Regions from separate parts of the Homo sapiens genome. Here all the other regions are linked to region 3. A link is a loop called in an ENCODE intact Hi-C map of the cell type or tissue named here. Cell type or tissue: CD14-positive monocyte. All regions are shown on one strand. Links, peaks and the distances in the headings refer to the core of each region. The heading gives the core; the rest is flanking DNA.

Region 1 (11,195 bases), core at 642-8,641, 92 kb before region 3:
GGCCTTTATGTCCACACCTCTCAAATCACAGTGCCCCAGGATAAACATGGCCCATCCTTCCCAGTCATCTGTTTTATCCTAAGACTTGGAAGAGGAACAAAAATACATTTTATTGAAAGAAATTTGGATACATTTCTGATTAAGACATCCACAGCAATTTTAGGATACAACTTCCAAGTCAATTTATGGAAGCAGAGGGCTGCTCTGGCGTCCTCGATGGTGCGCATTTACTCCTCTCCACTGTTAGGGCTGGTGTGGGGAGGGTTTGAGGAGTTCTTTTTCACAGAGGCCTGTGTTTGTGGAAAAGGCCTTCCAGCTTAGGGGTTTGGTCCTCTGTGGATCTCTGGGTAATAGCAGTATGGCCTTGACTTACATGCTTCAGACAGCATCTTTCCAAACTCCACATTCTTTGGAGCAACTTCATCTTGCGGTCTCCTAGGGAAACATTTCATTAAAGTAGAAACCGAGTGAGCCCAGTCCAGAAATAGCCATGGAAATCCAGAGAAGAATATGTGGAAATGTGACCAAATCCCAAACAAATGAGGCTTATTTGTAGAATGAACATACAATTTATTGTCCAGATGGAGATGCATTTGAGCCGCCAAGAGGGCACTGTTTATAATTACAGCAAGTATGAAACCAGGTCTATCCCGGTAAAGCAGGGATGTATGGTCACTTTTCTTACTTGGAAGGAATGAGGAAATTTTCTGTGAGCTTTTTCCCCGCCTGCTGTGGGCTTCACAGTGGAGTTCTTAAATCATATCTCAGAGGTAGTCTCAAAAATGATGAGGAAGAATCAAAATTTAGGCGCTGGAACCAGGTTAAGGACATACAAATCAGTTTGAGAATTATTGTACGTTTGCTTTTTTAAAAATGTTATGACATACTTATTAATGAAACCGAAATTATTTCATGTATATGATTAGAACTGTCCAAGTCAGATCTCTTTTTGGGGGAGATGGAATTGTTTTCGTGTTTCTCTGGGTTCCATAGAAGCAATACTCTGTTGCCTAAAGTCTTTGGAAGTTGCTGATCAGTAGAAAACATGTTTACATCTTTGTTTGTAGTGTATAGAGCATGAAATCAAGAGCCTGGAAGATTTACAAGATGAATATGACTTCAAATGCAAAACCTTGCAGAACAGAGGTAAGGGTTCACAACTGAAGTGGTGCCCGTTGGCTGCAATTTTTTCTGTTCACACTAGATAACGAAGATGATTACTCCTTTCTATTTGCCGAGTATTTTATGACTCTGAATTCTTCCTTGATAACCCAGGCCAGGGCTTCTCAACATCCAATATTATTGACATTTCGGGCTAATTTGTTGTTGGGGCTGTCCTGGCATTGTAGCGTGTTTAACAGCATCCCCGACTTTTACCCACCAGATGCCAGTAGCACTACCCAGGAGCCCTCACTAGTGACAACCAAAACTGTCTCCAGAGATTGCCAAAAGTCCCCTAGGGGTCAGTGACCCCTACTTGATAACCACTGGTTATGTGTTACTCACCATATTTATTGCGCCTAGCCCACTGACTGACACAGAGCGATAGATATGTGGAGTTCCCCTGCCCTAATATCTCAGGTTTCTTCAAACGTTGCAGGGCCACGTGTATACACAGCAGATAAGCTCAGTATTTTTCTCATGTTTTAAAGCAGTTTTACTGTATTTTCTTACTGTTGCGTGTTTTTAATGAGAGTAGCAACAGAAAAGATCTCAAGAATGTACATTGTGTAGGACACGTAGGGTACTGCTGTTACTCTATTCATCATCTGGGGTATACCATGGTTCATAGGCAGAGATTATCAGTATGATTTGGGTAGAAAGTATAAGAGACAGCAACTTCAACTACCACTTCCTACTCATCTACTTCTCTTTGAAAGCTACAGCTATGCTTTGTATACATTTTTTATCTGAATTCTGTTCAGATAAAACATTTTATTATTTACATTTATTTTTATAATAATAATAACATTATTATTAATGTTATTTACATTTATTTAGGTAATTACCTGACAGTGTCTTAAGTGGCAGATACTACTATGTCTGATTTACATGGGTCACTGAAAACAAGTTTTTTTTGTTTTTTTTTTGTTTTTTTTGTTTTTTTTTGGAGACGGAGTCTCGCTCTGTCGCCCAGGCTAGAGTGCAGTGGCGAGATCTCGGCTCACTCCAAGCTCCGCCTCCCGGGTTCATGCTGTTCTCCTGCCTCAGCCTCCCGAGTAGCTGGGACTACAGGCGTCTGCCACTGCGCCCGGCTAATTTTTGAAAACAAGTATTTTGTTTCAGTGTGTCTAGTTGTTATACTTAGGACTTTTTTTCATGTTCATTAAAGATCGAAGAAAGCCAAACTTTGACCTGTCACTAGGCAGCATTTGTGTCATATTTATCCTAAATTTATATGAATCTTGGCTTTTGTTGGTTTTGTCTTCTTTATATATTTACTGGCTGTCTCTCAATTTATAGAACACGAGACCAATGGTGTGGCAAAGAGTGATCAGAAACAAGAACAGCTGTTACTCAAGAAGATGTATTTAATGCTTGACAATAAGAGAAAGGTAGTTATTTACTTTCCAGAATAGCATGCCACTTTTGTTATACACTGTAAATAATGGACTCAAAGTTTAGAAGAGAGGAAAAATTATAGCCACCTGGCTTAGAGCCCCAGTTGAGAATGAAATGATATTTGCTTTTCTTTTAAAAAATATTTTAAAATTCAGTGATTAAAAATGAATTTATTTCACTTTGTTTCTTCTATTGCCTTTAGGAAGTAGTTCACAAAATAATAGAGTTGCTGAATGTCACTGAACTTACCCAGAATGCCCTGATTAATGATGAACTAGTGGAGTGGAAGCGGAGACAGCAGAGCGCCTGTATTGGGGGGCCGCCCAATGCTTGCTTGGATCAGCTGCAGAACTGGTAAGATTCTCCAAAGCAGAAAACTGGCAGCTGACTGGCTAACCACATAAACACATAAATGTACCTTTGAGCTGTGTTAGTTGAATGGACCCTGTCAAAACATTAGTATAGAGTTTGACATAGTCCAGCTTCTGCTTACCCTGGAAACACTCCCTTGGAAAGCACAGTGTTATTCATGACTCTCGCCACGTTCAGCCACGTCTGCTTGGTTTGGAGCACTCCTGTACCATGGGGTGTCGTTTGACTGTACAAAACATCAGTGACATGGTCGTTATAGAACACATTTAATGACTTGACTCTTAATGTTTCCTTAAAAACAAGATAGCTTGAGGCATTTTTCTAGGCTTACAGAATAGTTTTTTAGGAAACATTCAGTCATCCATCCAGTAATACTTATTAAATGCCTACTGTGTGCCGGGCACTGTAGGACCTGGGCACACAAGGATGAGTGATTCTTGGCCCTTGCCAACAAGGAGTTCTCAGTGTGGAGGGGGGGATGTAGACATGGTAATAATTCGTGTGGTAAAAGTATCCAGGTGCTCTAGCAAAAGGCCATCAGAATTCTGTGGAGGACAAAGGAAAGCATCTCCAGGGAAGGTTTCATAGAGGAAGTGGCCTTGTGCTGACTCAAAAGTCACTAGGATTACTCCACGTAGATCAAGGGGAAGTGCTTTCCAGCACAGAGCACAGCGTGTGCAAAGGCACACATGTGGGAGACTGCAGGGGCTGTATTGGGTGGCTGGAGAGTGGGGTGTCCAGGGAGATGGGAAGGAAAGTGGACCCGGTGGGAGATGCTGGAGCCTGATGGTGCAGGTTCTCAGCACCATGCTGGGAATGGGGGATGTACGCAGCTGTACTGCTGAGCCAAGGCAGGCTTTTTTCTTAAGCAGGAGATGTATTTCTCTGATCTTTGATTTAGAAAGGGCACTCTGGCCACAGCCTGGAGGATAGGATAGAGACAGAAAGACCAGTTGGAATACTATTAGCATATTAGTGTGGTCCAGGTGAGGGGCAACAGGAGCTGAACTTGGAATCACAGAGTGAACATGAGGGAAGGTGGCCTGGGACAATTGCTAAGGGTCCAAGGACCAGAGATCTCACGAGGTTATTTTCTATATTGCCAGTTTTTAAAAAAATCACAATTAATATTCAGCCATTTATTTTTGTTCTGTGAATTGCCTGTAGGTACCCCAGATTTCTTGTGGGTTAGAGCAGAGCTTCTGAGCCCAGTGCACCCCATGTGCCTTGAGGGATACATACAACCCTAAAGCCCTTCAGGTGGCCAGGGAGGCCCTGGGGTGTTTAGAGCCCCCTAGTGGTCCTCCTAGACCACAGGAGCCTCTTGTAGGGACACACATGCCCTCTAGTTTTCCCACTGTGCTGTCATTTTCTCTGTGTGCAAGCAGAGTTGGGGACACTGGTTTAGCTTCTCCGCTGGAACTCAGCCAGCCGTTATCCTGCCTTCTCCTTTCCTGACGAAGGGCTGCTGTCCCAGGGCTTTGAACTGGAATCGAGCAAAATCAGAAAGTGAAGTAGATACTTTTCCCAGGGAAGAAGACACTTTTAAAAGGTTTTCTTCTGTCATTACTGCAAGTGAATAAAACAGCGTTTCCCCAGCCTGTGTTGCTGTTAGCAGTTGACTGCAAGGAAGGAAGACTAAGAGCAATCACTGGGTTTACTCATTGGCTTTTTATGTTTAGGGTCTAGACTGAGCATACTGCCTTCTCCTTTCAGTTGAGTGAAACCAGAATCATCATTCCTTCCTCTCTTCCTGTCCCCGGCCTTGTCTCCCATCTCTGTCTCTCCTCCTGCCCCTCTGCCCCACATCTCTGACTGGTCCTGCCGAGACACTGCTTGCTGATGCCACTCTCTTGACAGAACCTGCAGTGGCTCTTTGCTGCCTCTTGCATCACCTGGAAGCACCTGCTTTGCTGTTTTCCCTGCCTCTGGCCTCCTCTTTGCCCTGCACCAGTCACAGATCACCTAGAAGCCCTGCCTCCACCCATCTCTCCTCACATAGGCCTCAGTGGTGTGTAGAAGTTTTTGATGTAGGCTGTAATCATTCAGTGCATGTTAGTTGTACTCCTCAAATAACAAAGCTTCTACTGCTGGCACAAGCCTCGTTCCCTTTGTTTTTCCCTAGAGGGCAGAGCATGGCATCCTAGGTGACATTTTGTGTTGCATATAACCACTTGTTGGTTTCCATGCCATATGGTTTGGCCGTGTCCCCACCCAAATCTCACCTTGAATTGTAATAATCCCCATGTGTCAAGGGCAGGGCCAGGTGGAGATAATTGAATCATGGGGGTGGTTCCCCCAATACTGTTCTCATGGTAGTGAGTAAGTCTCACGAGATCTGATGGTTTTATAAGTGGGAATTTCCCTCCACAAACTCTCTTGCCTGCCACCATGTAAGATGTGACTTTGCTCCTCATTTGCCTTCTGCCATGATTGTGGGGCCTCCTCAGCCATGTGGAACTATGTGTCAATTAAACCTCTTTCCTTTATAAATTCTCCAGTCTCGAGTATGTCTTTATTAGCAGCATGAGAATGGACTAATATACCATGATTCCCTTTAATCCAGGCTGCTTCTGGACTGTTTCTCATAGAGACATCTGTGTCTTGTGTCTTCCCAGGTTCACTATAGTTGCGGAGAGTCTGCAGCAAGTTCGGCAGCAGCTTAAAAAGTTGGAGGAATTGGAACAGAAATACACCTACGAACATGACCCTATCACAAAAAACAAACAAGTGTTATGGGACCGCACCTTCAGTCTTTTCCAGCAGCTCATTCAGAGGTAACTCAAGGGACATTTATTTGTACCTTCTGTAATCGGTCTATACAGAGGAACATTTTACCGTTAATTCAGATGATTTACAAGGGTTTAATAGGTGTTTTTTATATATATATATATATATATATATATATATTTTTTTTTTTTTTGAGATAGAGTCTCACCTATCACCCAGGCTAGAGTGCAGTGGCGTGATCTTGGCTCACTGCAACCTCCACCTCCCAAGTTCAAGCAATCCTCCTGCCTCAGCCTCCCAAGTAGCTGGGACTACAGGCGCATGCCACCCCACCTGGCTAATTTTTTTTAGTAGAGACTGGGTTTCGCCATGTTGGCCAGGCTGGTCTCCAACTCCTGAACTCAGGTGATCTGCCCTCCTCGGCCTCCCAAAGTGCTGGGATTACAGGCGTGAGCCACTGTGCCTGGCCTCAAATTTTTTAATGACAATGACTCTTCCTGAATTATTTGGTTATACCAGTGGTTCTTCACTCTTGTGGCCAGCTAGGCTGGAAGCTATAGTAACCTTCCACTCCTCCTTCCCCTTTGGCTGAGTCTCCGCCGTGACCCTAACATGCCTCACCTCCTCCTCTCCCCTCCTCATGTCTCAGGCTCTCAAATCCTCCTTTCTGGACTCTTCCCCAGCCTCCCCACCAGTCCTCCTTCCCAGTCCTTCCTCCCTGTGACCAGTGCTGTCCCAGAGCAGAGTTCCATTCTGGTTCCTCATCACCTGCTGATCCAAGTGAATGCCCAGCTGGGCATTCACGGCCCCCCTTCTGCAGCCTGGACCTAGCTGAACACTCCACGCTTCACGTCCACACACGCCCCTTTCTAGGCAAACTTGACCTCTTGCTGATTCCTATAGGGGCCATGCCGCATACTTGCTTTTCTGTGGCTCTCCTGAGGATACTTCCTCTTCCTCAGAGCCTTCTTTTCATGTACCTGCTTTCAAAATTGTATCATCCCGAAAGCTTCACCTTGTATCTCATCATTTAATCTTCCCAGATTTCCCAAACAGATGTTATCTCCCTTCGTGGCCTACAGTCACCCTTCGTTCCTTTCCTACTCTGCCTTTTGTTATATAGTTGTTATGTATTTCTTTATATTTCTTGAATATCATAAAGTTCTGGAAGGCAGAGACATGCCTTTGTCACCCTTTTCCCCCAGCAGGACCTAGCGCAGTGCCTTGTGAACAGTAGGCTCTCTAGACACACTTAGTAGATAGATAAATGTCACTGAGTGGAAAAGAAGGGTTCATATTGCAAGTTTTTTTTTTTTTAATGCAAACTTGACATGATAAAAATGTACTTGATTTTGGGTGGAAGCAATAGCTGAGTGGCAGCGGCTGCTGATTGCGTTCCAGGGGGCAGAGTCGGGGAAGACATTTACTCTCCCAGAACAGCCTATCTCATTCCTTTCCTTCAGTTACCCGTGGTGCAGAGAGTCAGGGCAGCAGCTGTAGCAGCAAGGGTGGCCGTGGCAGCGGTGGCAGCTACAGTGACATGTCCAGCATGAATCCCAAATTGATTATTTATTCAAATTACTTCTGATTGGCGACTCTGGGGTTGGAAAGTCTTGCCTCCTTCTTAGGTTTGCAGATGATAACATATACAGAAAGCTACATCAGCACAATTGGTATGGATTTCAAAATAAGAACTATAGAGTTAGACGGGAAAACAATCAAGCTTCAAATATGGAACACAGCAGAACAGGAAAGGTTTCGAACAGTCATCTCCAGTTATTACAGAGGAGCCAATGGCATCCTAGTGGTGTATGATGTGACAGATCAGGAGTCCTTCAATAATATTAAACAGTGACTGCAGAAAATAGATCATTATCCCAGTGAAAACGTCAACAAATTGTTGGTAGGGAACAAGTGTGATCTGACCACAGAGAAAGTAGTAGACTACACAACAGCCAAGGAATTTGCTGATTCCCTTGGAATTCTGTTTTTGGAAACTAGTGCTAGGAATGCAACAAGGCCCGGCACGGTGGCTCATGCCTGTAATCCCAGCACTTTGGGAGGCCGAGGTGGGTGGATCACCTGAGGTCAGGAGTTCGAGAGCAGCCTGGCCAACATGATGAAACCCCATCCCTACTAAAAATACAAAAATTAGCCAGGCATGGTGGCGGGCGCCTGTAATCCCAGCTACTTGGGAGGCTGAGGCAGGAGAATTGCTCGAACCCAGGTGGCGGAGGTTGCAGTGAGCCGAGATTGCGCCATTGCTCTCCAGCCTAGGAGACGGAGCAAGACTCTGTCTCAAAAAAAAAAAAAAGAAAGAATGCAATGAATGTAGAACTGTGTTCCATGATGATGGCAGCTGAGATTAAGAAGCTAATGGGTCCTGGAGCAACAGCTGGTGGTGCTGAGAAGTCCAGTGTTAAAATTCAGAGCACTCTGGTCAAGCAGTCAGGTGGAGGTTCCTGCTAAAATTTGCCTCCATCCTTTTCTCACAGTAATAAATTTGCAATCTGAACCCAAGTGAAGAAACAAAATTGCCTGAATTGTACTGTATGTAGCTGCACTACAACAGATTCTTACCATATCCACAGAGGTCAGAGATTGTAAATGGTCAATACTGACTTTTTTTTTTTATTCTCTTGACTCAAGACAGCTAACTTCATTTTCAGAACTGTCTTAAACCTTTGTGTGCTGGTTTATAAAATAATGTATTTTCCTGATATCAGACTGTTTTCTCGTGGTTGGTTAGAATATATTTTGTTTTGATGTTTATATTGGTGTGTTTAGATGTCAGGTATAGTCTTCTGAAGATGAAGTTCAGCCATTTTATATCAAACAGCACAAGCAGTGTCTGTCACTTTCCATGCGTAAAGTTTAGTGAGATGTTATATGTAAGATCTGATTTGCTAGTTCTTCCTTGTAGAGTTATAAATGGAAAGATTACACTGTCTGATTAATAGCTTCTTCATACTCTGCATATAATTTGTGGCTGCAGAATATTGTAATTTGTTGCATACTATGTAACAAAACAACTGAAGATATGTTTAATAAATATCGTACTTATTGGAAGTAATATTTAAAAAAATGTACTTGGTTCCCTATGGCTAATGTTCAAACAAGAAGTCCTGTATGTTGGGTTTTTTAAAATTTAAAAACATTACTTGTACTTTGAGTGCACATTTTATTCTTAATTCTGACATGTAAATGAACATAATTAAATACGGGGTTTTTATTTTTTATTTTGGATTTTTGAGACAGGGCCTCACTCTGTCATCCAGACTGGAGTGCAGTGGTGTGATCATGGCTCACTTCAGCCTCAACCTCCTGGGCTCAAGTGATCTTCCCACTTCAACCCTCCAGTAGTTGGGACTAATTAGCCACGCCTGGCTAATTAAAAAAAAAAAAACAAATTGTAAAGATACGGTCTCACTATGTTGCCTGAGCTGGTCTTGAACTCCTGGGCTCAAGCAATCTTCACACCTCAGCCTCTTAAAGTGCTGGGATTACAGACATGGGCCACTGTGCCTAGCCTTCATTGTATGTTTGTTTCAATGTAATAGTTTCACAGATCATTACAGTTATTCTGTTTCTGTTAAGTCCCTATTAGGTTTTGGGATTTCTTTACTAATTAGAAAATATCACTTTGTTCATCCAACTTGTCAGAATCTTTCAAATGATTTTTTAGATCGTACTCTCTAACCCCCTTTTTTCTTTCAGGAAAATCATTGTGATTGCCTCAACCTTAATGGAAATGCTAACTTATCTATCCTTTGCTGGGTATTTGCAGCTCGTTTGTGGTGGAAAGACAGCCCTGCATGCCAACGCACCCTCAGAGGCCGCTGGTCTTGAAGACAGGGGTCCAGTTCACTGTGAAGTTGAGGTAACAAGGGAAAGATGGCATCCCATACATCACCTGTCACGTAGTTTGTACCCCTAGTTTCCTTTTATAAAAACTGTTATATAGGGTGCTTTTGAGGAAATAATTTTTCAGGGGGCACTTTAATATGAACTCTTACTGAGAATATCTGAGAGTCTTTTATTAATATATTCATAGTAGAAATGTAACTGATATACATATATGTACACACTCCTGGTTTTTTTCCAATCATAAATGTAATGCGTGTTCACAGGAAAACAGAATTCCAAATTGCAGAAATGTGTGTAATAGAGAGTAAAAGTTCCTGGCTGCCTCACCCCTCTTGGGCATAGGCTCATAACCTGAGCCTTATGAACCCCAGAAGCTGTATGAATGTGGATTTATAACATGTACATTTTTCTGATGGATGGATTTATAGCTTTCATCAGTTTCTCAAAGCAGTCCGTGATATAAATATCTGTGGACCACCACAGTAAATGGCCTAGTGTCTGTCCTCCCAGGATTTTGTCCATGTCTACACAAATATATATTTCATACGGAAACACACACGCACAAACATGACATAATGTTTCCTTTTTAAAAAATTAGGATTCCATGTCTACACAAATATTTCATATAGAGACACACACACACACAAATATGACATATTTCTTTTTTAAAAACTCGGAGTAGGCTACATACATTGTTTTGTAGTCTTTCTCCTCGATACTAATTGTAGAAGTGTTTCCAGGAATATGTGGCTTTACTTTCTTCCATTGAATGGCTGCATTGCTTTAAGCATTCTTCTTATGATGAGTAGCTAGACGCTGAAGAACTGGACTGGCCTTCATAGTTGGCCCGGGTCCTTTTTCTGGGGTGTTGCTGATTTAAGTCTGTGGTTAACCCTCCCTGGCTGGTAGGTACAATGTCACACTGAAGCCCTCGTGGAATTTTAGAACTCAGCAGCTGGAAGGGACAGTAGAAATCTGATCCCATCCACCTGCTCCACTGAACGGAGCAGACAGAGCCCCGGGGTCTCCTTCTCAAAGTCTCCAGCTCAGTGGAGCAGAGGTACACCCTCTCACCTGCCCTCCATCTTTCCATGCTACCCTGGGGTGACTATAGATGGGACGCTATTTTTTCTGCTTATGGGCAATAGTTTTTATTGTCTCCCAACAGGACAAAGATTAGATACAAGTTTTAATAGAAAGTAATGTTTGCTATTTTACCCATATAAATTGGCCAAAGGTCGAAATTGTGATGAAACTGAATATTGGCAAGGTTATAGAGGTAAACAGCTACCCTCATTAACTTTTGGTGGCAATGTAAAATCAGGGCGGCATCCTGTCAGAATTAGTGTTACAATTTTTCCTAAGCGGTTCCACAGCTAGGAATTTATTCTTACAAATACACTTACAAAAATTTAAGTAGATCTACAAAACTGTCAGTTTTTTTGTTGGTAATACCCTAAAACTGGAGGGGGAGTAGTTTATCTAAACGTTAATAGGGAATTGGCATAATAAATAAATTGTAACAGATAATTTTTTTTAAGTAATGGCTTTTATTTTTCTTTCCAGACTGTTGGTGAAATTGCAAGAGCTGAATTATAATTTGAAAGTCAAAGTCTTATTTGATAAGTAAGATATCTTTAACATTATATAACATACATGTACTA
Region 2 (11,195 bases), core at 2,729-10,728, 100 kb before region 3:
CTCCCTGAGTTGGTAACAGGTTTTGTGAGTAGATGAGACTGACTCCAGATTTGTGAACATGAGCTTATTTATTCATTGTTTTTTTTTTTTAGAGACAGAGTCTCTCTCTGTCTCCCAGGCTGGAGTACAGTGGCGCGATCTCAGCTCACTGCAACCTCCGCCTCCTGGGTTCAAGCAATTCCCCTGCCTCAGCCTCACGAGTAGTTGGGACTACAGGTGCACACCACCATGCCCTGCTAATTTTTTTTTGTATTTTAGTAGAGACAAGGTTTCACCATGTTGCCCAGGCTGGTCTTGAACTCCGGAGCTCAGGCAATCCGCCCACCTTGGCCTCCGAAAGTGCTGGGATTACAGGCGTGAGCCACCTGGCCAGCCCAAACATGAGCTTATTAATTCACCTCTTCTGTGCCAGGTGCTACATATGTACTAGCTCAACCAGCCTTAAGAACCAACTGTGGCAGGGTGCGGAAGCTCACGCCTGTAATCCCAGCACTTTGGGAGGCTGAGGTGGAAGGATTGCCTGAGGTCAGGTGTTTGAGACCAGCCTCAGAAACATAACGAGAGGCTGTCTCTACAGAAAATTTAAAAATTAGCCAGGCTTCTTGGCTCGTGTTTATTGTATTAGTCTGTTCTCATGCTGCTATAAAGAACTGCCCGAGACTAGGTAATTTATAAAGTGAAGAGGTTTAATTGACTCACAGTTCTGCATGGCAGAAGGCATCTCTTCACGGGGCAGCAGGAGAGAGAATAGATGCAAGCAGGGGAAATGCCAGTGGCTTATAAAACCATCAGATGTCATGAGGCTCACTCATTATCACGAGAACAGCATGGGGGAGACTGCCCCCATGATTCAGTTACCTCCACTGGTCCCGCCCTTAACACATGGGAATTATATTACAATTCGAGGTAAGATTTGGGTGGGGGCATAGAGCCAAACCATATCACTTGCAGTCTGAGCTCCTTGGGAGGCTGAGGTGGGAGGATTGCTCTAGTCCAGGGGTTGGAGGCTGCAGTGAACTGCGCTCCACTGCCACTGCGCTCCAACCTGGATGACAGAGCAAGTTCCTGTCTACTAAACACACACACACACACCTTGTTGATAGGGGAGTAAGTTACCTGGGTTCGCTTGGCTAATAAGAGGCGTTGCAGCTCCCATTGCCTGACGGTCCAGCATATCTGCTTTAGGTAGATCCTTATTAGTTACCAAGCAGGGAGGGAGACAGCCACAGATTTTTCCACTCAGGTAAAATAAAACTGAACTGAAAAATCAAATTGCTTCAGCAGGAGTGCCAAGGGGCTGGGCTTGGGTCCGTTTCTACTGGTATATATGAGGATAACTAGCTTTATAGGCCAGACATTTCCTCACACTCCTTTGGAAGGACATTTGTGGAGTAGGCGTGACCTCATGCCTGCATACATGTGCTCGGCTACAAGTATGCATACACACTCTTCCATGCCCTACTTGAAAATCCAGACTCCTTCCCCAGAGGTCTGGCAGGACAAGATTCACTTGTGTCTGCTCTGCATATTGCCACCTGTGTGCTGATATAAATCCTAAGTTACATGATGGTCATGGGAGACTCTCCGTTTTCCTAATGAATTTTAGGACTTGCTTATATCAAGTTTTTGTTGTGATTTTGAATCTTTAGGATCACTATGTAAAAATGGACTTAACAGTTATCCAAAAAGCTAAGTGTTACTTTATCCTTTTAAATTACATTTAATGATGTTTTAATCTTTAAAAATCATTACTTCTTTATGCCAGATTTATTGTTTGTAGTAGGCAAAGAAGAAAATATATCTTTTTAAATGTGTATAAGAAAAATAATGAATTTTACCATATGAATCATAAATATAAAACAGAAGTTTGAAAATATTTGAGTTAAATTACAAATGTACTGTGATTTGTAGGAGAGCAATTTTGGGAGAGTCTTGTGATTTGTCTTAAAGCAAGTCTAATTAAAATAATGTTTTTCATGTATTTATTTGATAAAATCACAAACTCATTTTAAAGGCATATTTATTGGATACCTACTATGTGGTTGACATTGTTCTAGGGATACACCAGTGCACAGAATCCTCCACCAACATCCATCCCTTCAAGTGGTGAAAACAGACAATAATGAAAATAAAATATGTGGTAGGTCAGATGGTGGTGTAAGTACTATGAAGAAAAATAAACCAGGGAAAAGAGAGAGCATGTTTCCAGGGTGGGAGGTGGTTGCAGTTTAAATAAAAGAGGCCAGAGAAGGCTGCCCTGATATGTTGACAATAAGCAAAGACATGAAGATGTGTTTCGTGGAGGAGAAAAAAAGTTCATCCCCAAACTCAATTAAAAACAGGCTTTAGACTATAAATGCCATTTAAATAAAATATTCCTGGGACAAACTATGTTTTGGATTAAGCAAGATATTTAAGAGTACAACCTGATGCTAGGAAGGCTTTCTTTGGAGCTATGGTTTCCATATACATAGAAAGAATGTATATTCTTTTTCCCTATAGGATGTCTCAGTGGTACGAACTTCAGCAGCTTGACTCAAAATTCCTGGAGCAGGTTCACCAGCTTTATGATGACAGTTTTCCCATGGAAATCAGACAGTACCTGGCACAGTGGTTAGAAAAGCAAGACTGGTAAGGAAAATTCACTAGACAGAAGAAGAAGTTTACACCTTAAAAGTACTGGTTGATTAAGTGACTTGGGGCCATGTTTACTGGAAGATGAATTCCATCAATGGCCACTGGAATTATTTGTTGTAGAAAAGTTTGTTGATTTAAAAAATGACTCAACAAAGTTGAGCCAAAAAGTGTCTCAACAAAGTTAAGTATATTAGTCATTAAGCACTTTTATACAGTTTTGCCAAATTTAATTTATGATAGATATTCCTAAATGCTTTGGACAAGTTACGGAATACTGACACCGATTATTTTCCAACTTAGGATCCAGACTATAGAAAGAAGTAATTTAAAAGAAATAAAGCCAAATTAATGGTTAAACATTGATTAGAAATATGAAGAAGGTAGTAAAATTAAGGGGATTTTTTTTAACTGATAGGTGTTCTACTTTAAAATTTATTATTTGCTAATTTAAAAACGTCCTGAAAGTATTTGACATAGAAAGTGAAGGGTCCCCTGTTGACTTTTCCCCCTTCAGAGATAGTCACCATGAACACTGTCATGCACAATCTCTTAGAGTTTAGAATTTTTTGTGCTAATTGCACATAAGAGAAATACCACATAAACTGCTGCTAAAAGCAATGTCAGTTTCAAAAGAAGAAAATAAACCTAAGAAAATACTTAAATTATTTTTAATAATTTCAATAAGGAAACCAACATTTGTTTTGTCTGTTTTACATAGACATTTAGTTCTAGAATGAAATGTGTAAATGTTAAATCTCCTAGGGAGCACGCTGCCAATGATGTTTCATTTGCCACCATCCGTTTTCATGACCTCCTGTCACAGCTGGATGATCAATATAGTCGCTTTTCTTTGGAGAATAACTTCTTGCTACAGCATAACATAAGGAAAAGCAAGCGTAATCTTCAGGTATGACCTGGTTTTTGTATTTTAGTTGAAATGTTCTCATGTTTATGGAAGGCAGTTTTCTTCATTCAGCAAATACAATTGAGCACACACTTATTGGTATTTAGAGAAGTAATAGAGACTAACTCCATTTATGTTTTCTACAGCATCAGTAAATATAGCATAAGTAAAATAAGATACCAATTTATTTTATAAACACAGAAGGAATTTTTAGGGTTAAATGTATCACCTCTTAGGTATCAGTAATCCTGAGAAAAATGTGATGCTATAATTTTGTTTTACTAAAAATTGTCAATATTTAAACCAAAGAAAAGGGGCTACATTTTAAGAGCAATGATCTATAGTAATACATTAAAGCTCCAGGGAACATTAGTGGTTAGGTTCAGGTCCTTGCTATGCAAATGAGGAATAAAACAGGAAAGGTTTGACTTTCACCTAAGGAAGTCAGGTGACTTCAGGAACTAGACTCCACCTTGCCTTGCTTCTGGTGGAGTTGGCCTCTCCTGGAAGAGAAAGTCAAAGAAAGATCCAGACATGAGAGAACATGCTATAGAGTTTTAGGGGTTCTTCAGATGTACTCCCAGCATGCCCTTGGGGTGGCTATCATATTTATGTTGTGTAATAACAGAACTTTTCTGTTTTAATGGAGGTGAAAGCTATCATTTTCTTCTTTCATACAATACAACTGAACTTTTCAGCTTAGGTAATTGGAAGTTGTTTTTTTTCCTTTGTGAATGTATTTATGATTTTATTTACGAGTGGGGAAATCAAATTAACTTTACAGAAATTTGTTCTCATACAGACCTTGCATGAATGTACCTGTATAAAGAGCCATTATTGCTATTGGTAGTGTTTTGCAAACTAGCTTTGACAATGGCAACAGAAAACCCTAGATGAATATCTTTGGTCTAGTTCAAAGCTTAGACCAACAGATGCATTCATTGAGGAATGTCATGTATAGTTTTTATATCATTTGCATTGTCTCGGGATCCTAACCAAAGATAATTGGCCTTAAGAAATATGGAAAGATATTAAAGTAAAAATATTATGTGAACCATATGTGAAAATACTTGTTTTTAAATCAAAAAGTACGTTAGGTACCTGCACTTAGAAAGTTAAAGCAATTTTTGTCATAATTCGTGAAAGAAATATTTTGATTTTAACAAACATAGCTTATATAGAATTTAATAGATGAGAGATGAGGTTTCCCGGAGAATATAAACAAATTCATATCAACTTACAATACACAATAAAGTAAACATTCTGCATTTTAATTTATTTTTGTTCTAACCACTCAAATCTAGGATAATTTTCAGGAAGACCCAATCCAGATGTCTATGATCATTTACAGCTGTCTGAAGGAAGAAAGGAAAATTCTGGAAAACGCCCAGAGATTTAATCAGGTACTTTTTTCTCATTGAACACATAAACTGTAATAAAATAAAAATGTATTCATTCATCAAATACTATTAGGGCCCATGTCAAAGCAATGATGAATATCTCTCTAATTTTATAGCCCCAAGAAGTGGGAGAATCAGATTTAGAGATTTTATAGAACCAGGCTTTAAGAAAGATCCTAATCTAATGGAATTAAGTTCTAACGAGGAGAGAGAACATATAAACAAGATACTTCTGGGTAGCATAAAGTGCTGAGAAGATAACATGCTGAATTCATGGAGTGGCTGGGAGTGGGGTTGTTCCTTTAGATCAGGGTCAGGAAAGGCCTCTGAGTTGCTGGCACAGGAATGGAAGCAGGCAGATAGAGGGTTCTTGCAGCTGTCCAAGGTAGAGGCAGTGGAAGCTTGCGCTCAGTAGAATCAGTGGAGGTAGGAAGAGGTGGACAGATTCAGGTTATGCTTTGGATGTGATACCAATATAGAAGGATCCTTATGTTGAAGGATTAGATGCAGGAGTGAGAGCAGAAAGTCAAGGATGGCTCTACAGCAGCTACTAGAACCCCTTGAAAAATGGTAATGCTGTACACGGAGCTGGGAAGGCAAGGAGGGGGCAGGGGCAGGAGTTTTGTAGGACTCAATAGGTTTGTGGAGAGAAAAGGAGGCTGATGGGAAAATCAAGGGCTTTGTTTTGAGCAACATCAAGATACCTATTAAATATTCAAGGCATCAAACAGTAAATGAGTCAGAGTTGTACTAGTATCAAGATTTTTGATCATTGTTTTATTAATCCTAATACAAACCTTCCTAGTTGTCAGGGTTCAGCAGAGTTTTGAATTTGCTATGGCATTTAGTATTCCTTTCTTGAGCACTGGGGTGGTGACAACAAGCCAACAGGCAGGCAGTGTGAAGCCACCATGTTATGGATTGTTCTGGAGGAGCCCATTGCTATATGGATGCCAGAGGACACAGTATGCATCCTGTGTGCATTTCACCAACAAATAACTACCGAAGTGAACTGTGTGACAGTGGAGAGGGAGGGAGTTTAGGTGTGGTGGAGGATGCCATTCTCCACACACTGCCTGAGCATTTGTCCCAGTCCTTGTAATCCTGTCACTTCCCTAGGCGTATAGTTCCCATCTTCTTGTCACACTGATAGCATCTTGCTGAACTGAGCATGTAAAGATACATATTGCTTATTCTAAACTCAAGCTGGCTAGCTCATCTGGTACCCAGCCTAGGGAACAAAGGTGTATATCAACGCTGGAGGAGAAGCTGGCCAGGTTGTCTCCTCTGAAAGAGGTGTGCCTGTCTCTAACCTGGCATATACCTGGGAGATTTTCAGCCGGCAGTTTTGATTATATGGGGCTTCCATCCTAAAAGTAGTATGCGTGGGCCTCCTCTGTATTTCTAATAGACTTGAAAGGACAGCCAGGAGCAAAGATGGGCAGAAGGACAACCTGTTTCCCCCAGCTGCAAGCATGTCATCCTCACATTTGGCCCCTTGGCCCAGAGATGGCATTGGCAGCAGAGTAGGTGACCCCTGCTCTCCCACATGAACCTCATCCCCTGGCTTTGGATCTTGAAGGTTTACCAGCTTTTGAGCTCCCTCCCCATTAAAAATGTAGGTAATCTGGGGATTGTTTTGAGCCTCTCAGAGGACACCTGAGTCCGTGAACACCTTTGCAAAGCCTTCTTGGGGTGTGAGGGAAGTTTCTGGGTGTCTGGGGATGTCAGGGAAAGGGAAAAGGCACAATAGGTGCCTCCTTTCCAAAGTTATCCAGCCAACTATTGGCTAGGTAGGTCAGAAACATTTCTTCACCATTTCCCCCCTTGTTGAAGTAACTTTATTTTATTAATACAGACATGCATCACTTAATGACACAGATACATTCTGAGAAATGCACCACTAGGTGATCGCGTTTTTGTGCAAACATTATAGAGTGCACTTACACAAACCCAGGTGGTATAACCTACCATACACCTACACTATATGGTAAAGCCTATTGCTCCTAGGCTACAAACCTGTACAATATGAAGTTGTACTGAACGCTATGGGCAATTGTAACACAATGTTATTTGTGTATCTAAACATAGAAAAGGTACAGTACAGATAGTGTGTAAAAGATAAAAGGTGGTACCCCCATAAAGCTCCATTCTAATCTTATGGGGCCACTGTCATATACGCGGTCCATCGTTGACTGAACCATTGTTATGTGGTACATGACTGTGTATATTCTATTCATGCTAAAGTATATGTGTATGGAATGGTGTGATGTCTGGTATTTGCTTCAAATAATCCCATTTGGGGACTAGAAGAGTAAGGAGAATAGGGATGAAACAAGGCCATCCATGAATGCTAATTGTTGAAACTGTGATAGGTACATGGGGATTCAACAGATTCAACAAGTTAAAAACATGCAAAATTCCGAGTTAGTTCAGATCATTTAGAGACCACAAAATTCTATAGACATGCCGAGATGGGAAATTATTGTTCCCATTGTTTTTTAATATAAGAGCTTTTAGAAAATACATTTAAGAGAATATTATGCTATACACACTGTAGTAGACTATAAATGTTTCGTGTGCTGTCTTACAGCACACTAAGTTTTTTTCTTTCTTTTTTTCTTTGTGGTGAAAAAGCTAGTTGCATGTCTAGACAAAAATTTAGGTCCATAGGGTCTGAAGGGATGGGGAGAATTTCTTTCAGGTGGGAGGGAAAGACATGAGGTGGATTCTAAGCTTCCTTTGCTGTTCCATCTTTGTGTTCTTAAGGACTAATGGTTACCATATGCTGAGTGCTTATCATGTTTCAGGCCCTGTGCTAAGCACTTTATAAACATTATTTCATTTGAGTAAATACTTTCGAAACTATCACTGAAGTTAGGTATTCTTATCCCCATTTTAAAGATGAGAAAACTAAGGTTTAGAGGTCAGGTACTTCACTCAGAGCCACAGAGCTAATGAGAAGTAGGTTTGGAATTTAAACCCAGTATTGTCCAACTCTAAAACTAGTTCACTGGAGAAGTCACTTTTCAGTTTTCTAATCTGTGGGATGGGATATGAGGGCTTTCTGGCTGGAACTTCTCACACCCATGGAGTGCCTATTCCCTTACTTGGACAACTGCTCACTCCATTGGAAAGGACCCCCTTCCTGAGCAGAAGACTTTTCTTTGCTCTGGGGTCTGGAGTAACCAAGTTCCCATCCAAACAAGGTCTCTAGAGGTACAGTAGTGAAACGAGAAAGTAAGAGTCAATGACAGCCGAAGTCCCTTCCAACTTCAGTGTTTGAAATTCCCGTGGTTTCAGTACTCCTGGTTTCTTAGAAAGTTAAAAAGTTAAGGACTCACTGTGAAAGTGGTATCAGTACTAAAGTGTACAGGAGCAGCCAAGCATCTGCTTAGCAGATGGGGGCAGGGTGGAGGGAAGCAGGGAGGGATGAGTGGAAGGGGTAAGAGAGCACCAAGGGTTTGAGTGACTTGGAGGGACTACTGCCCAAGTTGGAAGCAGGAGATTTCTTAGGCCCTGCCACAGTCACCAGGTTTTTCCACCAAGCATCTCCCAGCAAGTCAGTAGAAAGGGGATGTAGAAGCTGGGGATGTAGCTGCTGTTTTACAGCCATTGTTTATATCCCTGTTCTCTAAACCGAGCCTTGGTCATTTGGGAGGAGGCCTGGGAAGTCAGAATTCTCCAGTGGCCTGGTCCCTCTCTCTAGGTGTAGTGTCCCAGCTGTTACAAAGCCCACAGGACACCGTGCCCACATCCTGCTGGCTTAGAAGTTGTATTAGTCTGTTCTTGCATGGCTATAAAGAAATACCTGAGACTGGGTAATTTATAAGAAAAGAGGTTTAATTGACTTATGGTTCTGCAGGCTGTTACAGGAAGCATGGTGCTGGCATCTGCTCAGTTTCTGGGGAGGCCTCAGGAAACTTACAGTCATAGCAGCAGGTGAAGGGGAAGCACACATATCACATGGCCAGAGCAGGAGGAAGCAGGGGAGAGGTGCTCCACACTTAACCAGATCTTGTGAGAACTCGTGATCACAAGGATAGTACCAAGAGGATGGTGCTAAACTATTCATGAGAAACTGTCCCCGTGATCCAGTCACCTTCCACCAGGCCCCACCTCCAACAATGGGGATTACAATTCATGAGATTTGGGTGGGGACACAGATCCAAACCATGTCAGAATTAGACAACAGCAAAGATTTCCCTGCACAGGCAGAAAGCTGTATGGAACTCCTCAAAGTGACAACTTATTCCAACCGCCCAGAGAAACCCCTTTTGTCACTGAGTGATATGTGGCACCTTGGACTTACAGAGGATACCAGTAACATTCATGTATTTCTAATACACACTTTACAGCTGATACAATTCACATGCTTTGAACTTCTGCTGTTGGAGAATATGTAACATGAAGGAAAACTTCCTATGAAGAGAGAATAACTTTGATGACGTATGCCTGATAAAGATAAAACAAAAAATTATGGACCAATTTTACTTATGAGTATCAATATAAAAGTCCTCAATAAGATATTAGGGATCAGAATTAAATACTACATTAAGAAAGGACATGACCAAATATGATTTATTATAGGTTACAAGGGTAGTCCATGACTGGGCAACCTATTAATGCAATTCACTAAATTAATAGCTACAAGGAGAAAAAAGCATTTACTTCCTTCCACAGAAGCTGAAAAGATCTAACAGAATTCAATACTCATTCCTCATAAAAACATTGAATAAGATAGGAATTGATGGGTACCTCTTTAACACAAAAAAATATATATATCTCCATTCTAGAGACAGTATCTTACCTAACTGGGAAAACTCCAGTAAGTCAGAAACACAGCAAGGATGCTGTGTTTCCACTGCTATTTAGCATCGTATTGGTGGTATTGGCCAATGCAATTAGACAAGAGAAAACCATTAGAAGCATAAGAATTAAAAACAACATCATAAAGATGTTAGCTCTCCCTGAGTTAACTTGTAATTTTAATGTTATTCCAATAAAAATACCAACAAGTTGTTTTCTGGAGCTACACAAATTTGTTCTGAAATTTATGAAAAATAAACATGCAAGAGTAGCGAGGCAACTTCTGAACAAGTAGAGCAATGAAATGGGACTGGCCCTACTAGACAGACTATAAATCCTCTATAGTCAAACATCCTTCAAGGGTTCAGGCTTATGAATAAAAAGGCCAATGGGAAAGAAGAGAAAAATCTAGAAGGAAACCCGTGTGCATATGGAAATTCATGTGATAAAGTTGGCAGCTCAGAGCACTGGGGAAAATAATGGACTTTTCAGTAAATGCTGTTAAGACAAATGGAAAGCTAACTGGAAAAAAAGTGAAAGCAAAAAGTGGACCCATACTTCACTCTGATCATGAGAATAAACAAATATATCAGCGATCTAAAAGTTAAAAAGAAAAAAAGGAAACCTTGCAAGTGCTAGGGAAATGAGTGAATGATGTAATGTCAATAGGGAAAGGCTTTCTAATATAAGGAAAATTCCAGACATGAAGAAAAGATGATACAATTGCACATATAAAAACACCCCCGTAGAATCTGTGCTGTATAGGGCACTGTGTAAGAAAGGTTGACAAGCACAGTTTTTGCTGTGTGGGGGATTTAACTCTAAAAAAATAACATCTTTCTAGAATTTAATCTCTATGAGAACAGGGATCACTGGTTACCACTCTAACACCCGAGCCTAGAGCATTGCCTGACATTTACTTAGTACCTAGTATGTGCAGGGTACATCTGGTGTATGAAGCAAGTAGAGACCCTGTCACTTCTGAGTGTTCTGATTATCAAAAATAGGACTGAATACTCCCAGGCAAGTCTGGGTTTATATTCATTATTGACTTTATAGTAGCAGATTTTCATTGATGGCCTTAATGGAGTGATTTCATATTTCAGTATACCTCTGGATCACCCGGAATTGTGTTAAAATAGGGTTTTCTGATTGCCTAATCATATTAGCCCTTGAGATTTTCCAACAAGATCCTAGGTGGTGAGATGCTGCTGGTCTGAGGACCACACTTTGAATCAGAAAGCTTTAAGATAAATAAGGACTGAGTTAATGAGAGTAATCTTGTGTATAGTATCTGAGAAACCGTGAACTAAATTCCAGCGTGGTACCATGCAACTGTATGAATTAATGGAAACTCCCAGAAATACTGTTTATTTTAGACATGAATTGAGCCTAGTTTTTTTGTAACCTTGTTAACAGTTTGCCAGCATTTTCCAGGGCCTTGG
Region 3 (11,195 bases), core at 2,029-10,028:
ACTTAAACACTTGAGTAATATTACTATACTAAAAATGACCTTGGAAAAAGCACAGCTAACGTACTCAATTTTGCTTTTTTCTTAGTGCTTTATTTTTATCTTTATATACAAGCACATACACAGAAGGATTTCAAAACACAAACAAGTGATTTACATAGAATAATAAAATTATAAGGGATTTTTTTTTTAAGAGCCAAAGTTTCAGACTGTCGCCCAGGCTGAAGTGCAGTGGCACAATCATGGCTCACTGAAGCCTTGACCTCCCAGGCTTAAGTGATCCTCCAGCCTCAGACTCCAAAGAAGCTGGGACCACAGGCACATACCACACCTGGCTAATGTTTTATTTTCTGTAGAGACAGGATCTCCCTATGTTGCCCAGGCTGGACTCAAACTCCAGGACTCAAGCAATCCTCCCGCCTTGGCCTCCCAAAGTGCTGGGATTATAGGCATGAGCCACCATGCACAGCCTATAGGGGATATTTTTAGGCTTTCTGTATTTCCTGACAATAAAGGTATATTTGTATTTCTTATATAATTTTAAAGTTACTTAAAACTTTACATTAATCCAAACTCCTATTTCTTCTCCTAATTCTTACAATAAATAAGAATTTCAAAACTCAACTGATTATATTCTCATTCACTGCATGACACAAGCACCAAAAATAAAATCTTGGGGACAGTGAAAACATCTATTTACAAGCGAACCTCAACATCTTAATTTATCTACCTGGTGGTTACCAGAAGTGGGGGAGGGGGGAGAAGGGATTGCCAGATGTTGGTCAAAGGACACATAATTTCAGTTACACAGGGGGAATAAGTTCAAGAGATCTATTTTATAACATGATATAATTAATAACAAGTATTATATGTACTTGAAAATTGTTAAGAAAGCATACTTTGTCTTCTCATTACAAATAAATATATGAAGTAATGTATGTTACTTTGATTTAGCCATTCCACAATGCATATATATTTCAAATCACTATGTTGTATACCATATACACAATTTTTATCTGTCAATTAAAAATAAATAAATAAAAAGAAAAATATCCTACATTTTGGGTGTATTCATAATGCCAAGTTTCAAAAGTTAAAATAAAATCTTTGTGTTATATCTGATTATTACAATCAAGATTTGCCTATCCCAAATTAGTTTAAATTAGTTTAAATTAGTATAAATTAGTTTATACTTTTATTTGTATGGATGTTTATTATCTGTCATTTCAGAGCTTTTGACATTATCAGGCTTAGACTCTACAGTCCTAGAAGACTGCTAATCTATGTACTCCAAATGGTATCACATAAATGTGAGTATTAAATATTTTCCAAATGATAAATACTCTGCAAATGCTACATATACTACACTCAAGATGTCTTAAAGAACACTAAATCATTTTAAGGCATGACAGCCCAATTTTCAGATGTATGTAATTGCTCATTCTGCCTTTGGCTCAAAAGCCAGACATCTGAACATCCGGAAACCCGCCAGAGAGAATGTAACACACCACCAGCCTAACTGCAGTATAAAACCTCGGCCTAAGACCTATGACCGTGAAATTTTCTTGCTTCCCTGCTCTGTCTTAAGGTAAGATGGAGTTGATGGGTTTAATTTAGAATTTTTAATTTAAAAAAGTTTTGAATGGCAGAAATAACCTACAACACTAATAAAGGCTATCATTTAAAGTAACGAAATATCAGAGCGTGTTATACTGACAAAATGGACATGGGTGACATCTGAAATTTATGAACATGCTTTAAACTATAATGCAAAAAAAGATCAATTTTAACAAGTATTTATTTTCCCCAAAGGCAATAAAATACACAGCATTCTTTCATATTATATCAAAAGAAGCTTTTCAAGCTGCTAAGCATATGAACCTTACAAGGGTTTTGTTCACAGGTGAGGCTGAGGCAAAGTTTGCTAATACATATACTAAAGAACGAAAAATATTAAAAAGGATTTCCAATTTAATTTGGATATTTATATTTTCGGTATTATATTGGAATTTTACAGTGCCAAATAAAAACTGGAGTTAAGGAAACTCAATTATCTGACATTACACACATTTACAATATATTCTCTAGATATAGAGAAAATATTCTCCATCTGGTTGGGATATATATGGTTACGAAGAATGTGCAGTGCCCATTGAGGATGGTTGGAAAAAATGTGCAGTGCCCTCTCACATTCTTCCCAACCATCCACAATTCATCCTATCAATTCAGTCCTGTCATCCTCATGTAAATTAACTCAACTCCTCTTTTTTCTCAATCCTCCACACATATAATCAGCACATACATTTTGGCACCTGTCAATTACATACTTGTAAGATAATACAACTAACAGTATTCAATGCTTAAGTATGTCTTCTCCCATTATGTATTAGAAATATGTAATTGCCTTCTGTATCCTGTAGTCAGAAAAGTTATTCCAAGAAGCAAGGCCCATGTACCCTCCAGAGCTGTTAACAATACAGACAAGGAAAGCTATATAAATAATTTGTTGATTAACCCGATCACTACAAGGTAGAAAAAGACTTCCCTGGGAGATGGTAGTTTGCAAAACTGACATCTCCATAAAGTAACTTGTTTGCTCACTTATAATGATAAAAAATATCAGCCACCTCCTACCAAAACTTTCTATGTTGCAAACATTTTAAAACTACTGTTATTGCCAGGTGTGGTGGCTCACGCCTGTAATCCCAGCACTTTGGGAGGCTGAGGCAGGCAGATCACCTGAGGTTGGGAGTTCGCGACCAGCCTGACCAACATGGAGAAACCCCGTCTCTACTGAAAATACAAAATTAGCCAGGGTGGTGGCACATGCCTGTAATCCCAGCTACTCGGGAGGCTGAGGCAGGAGAATCGCTTGAACCCGGGAGGCGGAGGTTGCGGTGAGCCGAGATTGCGCCGAGCCGAGATTGCGCCACTGCACTCCAGCCTGGGCAACAAGAGTGAAACCCCGTCTCAAAAAAAAAAAAAAACTACTGTTATTAAAAACTACTGCCGGGTGCAGTGGCTCAAGCCTGTAATCCCAGCACTTTGGGAGGCCGAGGCGGGCAGATCACGAGGTCAGGAGATCGAGACCATCCTGGCTAACACAGTGAAACCCCATCTCTACTAAAAATACAAAAAATTAGCCAGGCGTGCTGGCGGGTGCCTGTAGTCCCAGCTACTCGCTGAGGCAGGGGAATGGCGTGAACCCGGGGGGCAGAGCTTGCAGTAAGCCGAGATCATGCCACTGCACTCCAGCCTGGGGGACAGAGCCAGACACCATCTCAAAAAAAAAAAAAAAACTACTACAATTTCTCTATTTACCATATCCCTATTAGTCTTAATAAATCATCACAATCTTATAAAGCTGGTGTAACAGTAATATATTTATTTTTTAAAAATTTATTATTTTAGATACACACATATATACATACACACACAAAAAGTGTATGGTTTCACCAAAAATCTACCCTTGCAATTTTAAATATGAACGAGATCTTCAAATTGTTTTTGCTGGGCTAAACTAAATCAGGACTCAAGAGCACAGGCTCTAATCAGAATTCAGGAAGGTGTAATATAGTGAAGCCTGTATTTACTGTTACTTTCAAGACTCAGGGTGTTGGCTCAGGCTTAGAAAACGTCTATGAATATCGAGGCAAAATCTCTTGTTAAACTTTATGTTTTATTCTTATTATAAACAATTCTAAATCTCTGATTTGTCATTTTTTCTTATATAGAATACAGTATCAATAATTCATGATTCCTAAAACCATAAATATATATGGCAAAAAAATTCATTACTTATACTGTTAATTTCATTTGCTCCAAGCCCATTTTGTTTTTTTGTTTCTGAAATCCTCTAAACATTCAAATTACTATATTTGTTTTTTCTTAAATATCTCCCTCGAAATCCATCAATTCACTAGACATGTCTATTCTCCTTTGCTGTTCATGGAAAAGTATTAAATTTTTCTTTTAAAATATTTGGTATTTTTAGAATAACAGTATTAATTCTTTCAATATTAAATCTAGATGTCAATGAGCTTAGTAAATAAAGTGCTTCTGCATATGATGTCCTTATTGAAGTTGTTAATTTACAGTAATGTCCATAAAACCAAACGTAGCATCAGAATAAAAAGGTTACGGTAAAATGGGAAAGAAAATGTAACTGCTCTCAAAATAAATAGGATGAGAAGCATAAGAAAATACCAGTCTTATGACTTCATCTTACAAACTAATAAAATAATGAGTATAAGGCACATTTCATTTTTTATACAGCAGAAAAAAAAAGTACAAAAGTGTATCTCTCACAGCCATTACTACAAACTTCGCTCTCACTTTCTTCAATTCTATATCTTAACTCATCAATCAGAAACACAGCATATGCTTAGAAGATTAAAAAACAGAAACCAAACCATGGGACTAGTTTAACTTAGTTTGCACTCAGCTAAATGATGTTTAGACTTAAAATCTCTATCAGATCAAACTAACTACTTTTGTCCTCCCCTTTTCTTTTGAATTCCTGTAAAAAGATTTGTTAACCAAGCATTAAACACAAAGCATTTCTTTCAAATTTTTTAATGTTATAAGGATAAAAAGTAAAAACACTCACTGAAAAATAATAATCCTCACTATCTCAACCAGGGCCACAATAAAACTTTCAACTACTATATACAATATAATAGATAGAATAATATACAAACACCCATGCACCTATCATTTAGCTGCAATAATTACCAACATATAGTAATAATCATACCCAGCACTCCCAGCTGCCTTAACTAAATTATTTTAAAGCAAATCTCATGTATTTTGAGATTTCGCTATATTTCCCTAAAGGTGGTTATGAAGAGAGAAGTTCATGTTCTCCCTAGCCCACTTCCCAGTGGTATGAGATGCCTAAAATAATCATTTTTAAAAGTAGGTGATGAAACTCTCTCAATGGATTATATAGAAATCACATGACAAATACTTTTAATTTTAATCAAAAAATGTTTAAAACGACTTAGATTTACATAGGAAAATGAGACATTTCTTTTTTCAACCAATGTTTATGTAATTCTTACCATCTTCATTCAAAAATAGTTTGTTGAATCTTAGTCCACTCGGCTCTTTTCCAACATATCGATGCACATATTCAGTTCCAAGATCATTAACAGCAATGGCATATTTCAAAGGTTTTACACAGGACTGAAGACAGAAGGGAACTTTGGTATCTCCAGTAGAATGCCTATTTAAAAGGAGATTTTTAAAAAATAACATCAACTGGGAAAAAAATGTAACTGCATAGTTGGAATTATTCTTTTTACATGTTAACAATTCCAACAAAAATTTTCCCATAATTCAACCACAAGTTTATGTCAAAATTACAGAATAAATTTAAGTACAGTCATCCTTTGATATCTGTGGGAGGTGGATTCCAGGAATCCCTGTGATACCAAACTCCATGGACACTCAAGTCCCTTATATACAATGATATAGCATTTGCATATAACCTACACACATCTTCCCATGTGTTTTAAATCATCTCTAGATTACTTATAATACCAAATACAATGTAAATGCCATATAAATAGGTGTACTGTATTATTTAGGGAATAATGACAAGGAAAAAATGTCTGTACATGTTTACTACAGCCACAACTATCCATCTTTTTTGGCTCAAATATTTTCGATCTGTGGTTGGTGGAATCCATGGGTGCAGACCCCATGGATACAGAATTGACCTATGTTTATTTTAAGAGAAATACTGTGAAAAAAAGCAAAAGCATGAAAGTATTCACGTAACAGAATAATGGTTTTAAAGTAGATAATAAATATGTAATGTGGAAATTTTCCTCTGAGGGCAAGAGAGTAAGAGCATGCTCCTCCTTACTCCCACGTGTATTCAATCACATAAAATAAACTAGCCCTTTTAGAAATTATTCACCTTTTTTTCAACTCAGAGCTGTAAGCTGTGACTAAACCATGGTTAAAAAGTTAAACAGAACTCAGTTTAGATTCAATACTATTCTCTGGGACCCTGTCTACAAATGCCTCATATTGCAAGCCACATCCACTCACAATCCTGGGCCCCATTAAAAAAAAAAGCATCCAGTTTTATAAACATGACAGAGCTGGCACTAAGTTCAGTAGGCAGTCATCATTACCATGCAGATAAATAACAGAGCAAAAAGAAAGCTTTATATTACCACCAAACTGAGAAGTACATGAAGTAGAGAAAAGATTTGGGAATGAAAAAGTTCTGGCCAACCCAATTATAATGTAAGCTTCACAAAGGCAGAGATCTTTGATTTACTTACTGATACCTCCCAGGTTCCCTGAACAATGTCCCAACACATCACAAAGCATTCATTCATAGTGAAAGTCATTCATAATGAAACTGGGCACTATATTTTTTTCCTATCAAATTTATTCATGTGTAACTATAATCTTAAACTATATAGTTATACTATATAAGATTGTTACTTCAAACTTGACAATCATTCTAAAAAATGATTAAGAGCTTGTCTTACTACCTTTGGATTTAAAAATACATATGTTCTAGTTCTGAAGTCAACTTTCTGAATTCTCTAGATAAAAAAACTAAGAGACATAGAGAATGTTTAAGAAGAGAAAAATCATATTCAATATTACATGATAATAATTTTCTTCAAATTCAAAGACTTCCATTACTTGATAAATTATTTCCTAAAATGCAAAAACAGGAATACCATTCCCTACCGGAATTTGCTTCAAGGGATAAAGTCACCATGCCTTTTCATTTCATTGTGTCCCTTCATAGCACACAACATTTAATTCAACACATGGTGACTGCTCAGTACATTTTACTGACCCAAATGAGGATAAAGGCATATAATAATGAAAGAAAAAATAGACTAGAAGTTAAGAGACCTAGGTGTTCATTTCACCTTTGCCAATATCATGTCAACTATGGTCCTCAGATTCCTTACTTTCAAAATGAATGGGCTAACCCATATATTTTTTACTGTAAGTACTTGAGGATAATTAGTAAAAAAAAATTAAAATCACCTAAAATGAAGGTCCTTACGAGTCACAGATTTTTGGCTGGGGGGCAGGGGCTCATGCCTATAATCCCAGCACTTTGGGATGCCAAGGCAGGAAGATCACTTGAGGCCAAGAGTTCAAAACTAACCTGGGCAACATAAAAGATCAAATTTTCATAAAAGGAAAAAAGGTTTTTAATTGCAACATTATCTTGAAAAGTAAAATCTAAAATTACTAGGTTAAACGGCTTTTAGTAGTTTTAACGAAATTTAGGTAAAATTACAACTCTGATATAAACTTTTCAAGCTGTGTTCACTTACAAGTTGTACATCTTATGTAAGTTCTATTTTGATAAAACAGAAATACTTTAATAAAAAAACAAAAAACAAAGGAATATATCTCTGAGCTAAGTCTTTAAAAATGAGTGAAAAAAGAATATTGATTTTTCTCTTTGGCGTAATTTTCTAATAAAACCAAATTATAAGATGATAACAATCTTTATGTCTAATTCCCAGCACAATGAACACGGTCATTCTTGAAAAAATATTCTAGAACTTTACCATTTTCCAAGGGCCTCTCTTAATTCTTTGATTTTTAAATCAAATCATTCTTTCTAAAGCGCCCTCACATCACTATCCTTTTTATAATTCTGCAAGTTCCTCATCTGTCAGCAGCTGTGCCTGCAATGTAAGCAATTCCCAAATGCTGCTTTCATGGACTTCATGAAATCCTACATGTTTTGCAACTGACTTTTAACTTTGGGATACGTTATGTTGCACTGTCTTAATTCTCATGCTAATTTTATCAGGAACACAAGGAACAAAGACAACGACAGATGGGTTACCAATGTTAAGTTGAGAAATAGGGACTAATTTTATTAGTAGTCAGTTCATTAGAGAATAGTGTCATGTTTTGACAAGCCTGCTTTTCTGAAACAAATTGGTAACTGCAGGTATTTGAATAATACTCAAAAAACAAGACTACAACTGTGAATAAAATAGATGTCTCATAAAACTTAATATAATGTTACTGTTTGAGTTTTTAAAAATTACATTAAAATTTAAATTTATTTACCTTTTGAAATTATATCCTGTTAGGACTAATTTCCATTATAAAAGATGATCTTCTCCATGTCATTCTCACCATTATACAAAAGTTAAGGCTTAGAGTTGGTTTTCATGAATTTGAAATAAACTTACCTCTGTCCATCTACTGTACAAACAGACACACCCCACAAATCGGGACTGAATTTGGCCAGTTGAGGAATATAATCTGCAACCTATCCAAAAGATTGGAAAGAAATGAATAGATATAATATTGACAAATAATGTATTTTCTTCCACCAACAAATTTCTTATCTCATTTTACCTTCTACCAATGACTAGTTATTCTACAACACTCAGTGGCTTCATAGTCTATCTTCTGTAACAATGCTCATGAAAACTAAAGGCAAAACAGACTTGAGAATTATGAGATCTAAAGTGACTTTTCTCAGTCTCTATTATTTCTTATTTTCCAATGCATTCTTTCTTTCTCATGTTTAGCAGGAGAGTCTAGCAGAGGAACTTGAACTTTTTTTTTTTTTAAGCAGGAAAAAAGTAAATTTATTTAATCAGGGTCATGGGTGCTAGTAGGGTTTCACTAAAACATTAGGAATCAAGTATTTAAAAGTAAGTAGTAAGTATTTACACTGAAGTTGTTATACACTTGAATCTTGAACATGGATTTAAACTTCAAACAGTGCAATTATATGCAGATTCTTTTCTGCTTCCGCCACCCCCAAGACACAAGACCAATCCCTCCTCTTCTTCTTCAGTCTAAACATGAAGATGATGACAATGAAAACTTTCATGGTGATCCACTTCCACTTAATAAACAGTAAATATATTTTCCTTATGATCTCAATACCATTTTTTATCCTCTTTATTGTAAGAATTCGGTATATAATAAATATACAAAATGTGTTAATAGACTATTTATGTTATCGGTAACGCTTATAACAGTAGTTATAAGTAGTTAAGTTTTAAGGGAGTCAAAAGTTATACTCAGATTTTTGACTGCGTGTGGGTTTGGCATCCCTAACCCCTGCTTTGTTCAAGGGCCAACTGGATTATACTAAAGCTACCCAAAGTTAAAACAAAAGAAAATGAAAACTTTCTATATGAAAATCAAATAGTTCCTAGTATTATTTACAGGATTTTAAAAACTAGAAACATTTCGTTTAATACTGAAGGATATCAGATCTGCAGAAATTCTGAATAAGATTTTTTAACTTAAAAATTTAAAATCCATCACCATCATCTGAAAATAAAAAATTCTTACCCTTAGATTTCTCTTTAACCAGAATAACAAAGTTAAATATTTAAAATACCGTAAAAACACTAAATCCAGTGGCTTCACTTAAATTTCTTAAGCGAAGCTAAAGTGTTTTCTTTAGCAAAACACAACTACACAATTTACTCTCTAGACCTCAAATTAAGCTGAATTTATTAAGTGATTCGGTTATGAAAATATGTACATCAAAAGCATTACCTTTCCTCCAGACTGCTTTTTAGCACTTTCATATAACTCATCAATGTGTGAGGTAAAAGACATAAAGTCAGGAATCACAAACTTTCTTCTAAATGCTTGTGTCAACAAAACAATGTTGCTCTGAACACATCTGTAGAATGTAAAAAGATAATTAATAAACTGGGTACATTTCAAATATCAGAACTTGGTAATAACAGTAATAATTAGGACACTATTTAAATAATAGATAAATTTATCATTTTATACAACTAAATTCTATAAATTATGCTTTCTACATTATCTTTCCTTCTAGCAGTCTTTCAAGTAGTTGCTTGTAAGCTGTTGAACGTGTAAGAGATTAATCTGGATGTGCCTAAAATTGTGTCACAAATTAAGACAAGGCGTTCCACCAGGTTTAAGTATTAAGACCATCTGAAACAAGCTTCTTACTCAATCAGAGTTGGTAACATTCAGCATGACGACATCTGGTTAACAAAATTCAGACTGCCAAGGTTGAGATCTTGTTTATTTACCAAGTAATCTCAGAAATACATCTCTTAGTTCTTATATAACTATTACTAGCATTTCATTCAAAAATTAAACATTTTGCATTATAACATATTTTCCTTAATTATATCAACTTTGTTTAGTCAGATTAATTTATGTCTTAAATGAAATGTCTGTTGATATGCTTGTAAAAATAATCTCTAATTTGAAATAAAATTTCATATGAAGTAGTGTAATAATTAATTTTATATTATTTGAGTCACCAAAAATGTTATATTACAATATGCTATTTAATGTAAGATATGTAAATATAATGCAGAATAAAAATGTTTCACTGTTAAAAAAGTATTTTAAAAATATAGTAAACCAAGTGGATGGGAGAGCATGATATTCTGAAATCTAATAATTTGAACTGTATTCTGCTTTTTGCTAAAAAGAATTTAAGCCAGAAAATCAGTATATTAACGTAGCCTTTAAAACGTTTTGCAAATGGATTACAGCCAATTGTATATTCTGAGCTTCTTAAGTCTCTGTAATGCAGTAATAGAATATTTAATTAATATTTAATTAACAAAGGAAGACTTGCTAAACACGGTGTTAAGCCATAATACCAACGATAATAAATCTTAAGAGTAAGATACTCTCAGTATTTCTTGTTTAGTCTGTAATAAATGAGAAATTTTTAAATGTCAATATTTTAATTCAAGTTGTTCTAGATGAAACCAAATTAAAGCTAAAAGCCAGGTTTCACAGTTTAACTATTAATAAGAATTCAGAATAATATATACTCATTTGTTCAATATAAAATTAACAGTTTAAAAATAAAATCCTAATAGAAATGACTATTGTTTCAGTCATAAGGATCCCCCTATTACAACATTAAAAAAATTACAGTCCTAATTTCCATAACTTATATAGTATTGACACCCCAGAGCTAAGAAATATTTACTTCAATAAGCAATCATTTTCAGATAGTTTCAATATTAATCTCAAAAGTATTACCATTATTTTAATATTTTTAATGTTTCAAATAGCTTCTAAAATCCAACTTCCAAGTATCAGAGTTGCAAGAGATGTACATCAAAGAACACCTTTCTCAGAGGAAAGAAAAATAGAATTCCTGATCTTAAACCAGTATTTATATCTACAACAAATCAAATGCACTTCCTCATTTT

Evidence for each region. Peaks named below come from ENCODE experiments on the same cell type or tissue, not always from the same donor. Only the 100,000 strongest peaks of a DNase experiment are listed, where the experiment ranks them.
Region 1: it touches region 3 in a loop (2.6-fold over the local background); 3 of 110 quality-filtered maps call a loop at or near these places.
Region 2: it touches region 3 in a loop (2.5-fold over the local background); 3 of 110 quality-filtered maps call a loop at or near these places.

What each region holds. Positions count from the first base shown.
Region 1 is chr2:190,989,577-191,000,771 of GRCh38, reverse strand. STAT1 (signal transducer and activator of transcription 1) reads left to right here. Exons shown (of 25, transcript NM_007315.4): 7 at 1,068-1,146; 8 at 2,464-2,555; 9 at 2,765-2,916; 10 at 5,553-5,711; 11 at 9,452-9,544; 12 at 11,098-11,157. It also overlaps the pseudogene RAB1AP1. Among named protein-coding and RNA genes, the nearest start is that of STAT1, 19 kb to the left of the region's middle. RefSeq lists a silencer at 4,092-4,211. In CD14-positive monocyte, for the core only: a CTCF peak has its summit at 4,231 (motif pointing left); a DNase peak (open chromatin) is centred at 3,561; H3K27ac peaks cover 2,306 bases.
Region 2 is chr2:191,001,312-191,012,506 of GRCh38, reverse strand. It overlaps STAT1 (signal transducer and activator of transcription 1), which reads left to right. Exons shown (of 25, transcript NM_007315.4): 3 at 2,503-2,631; 4 at 3,400-3,544; 5 at 4,846-4,944. The coding sequence starts at 2,504. Among named protein-coding and RNA genes, the nearest start is that of STAT1, 7.3 kb to the left of the region's middle. RefSeq lists enhancers at 95-154, 195-254, 683-772, 1,073-1,182. In CD14-positive monocyte, for the core only: no CTCF peak of the experiment used is centred there; no DNase peak of the experiment used is centred there; H3K27ac peaks cover 1,908 bases.
Region 3 is chr2:190,899,033-190,910,227 of GRCh38, reverse strand. GLS (glutaminase) reads right to left here. Exons shown (of 18, transcript NM_014905.5): 4 at 9,535-9,664; 5 at 8,202-8,281; 6 at 5,061-5,224. Among named protein-coding and RNA genes, the nearest start is that of GLS, 24 kb to the right of the region's middle. In CD14-positive monocyte, for the core only: no CTCF peak of the experiment used is centred there; no DNase peak of the experiment used is centred there.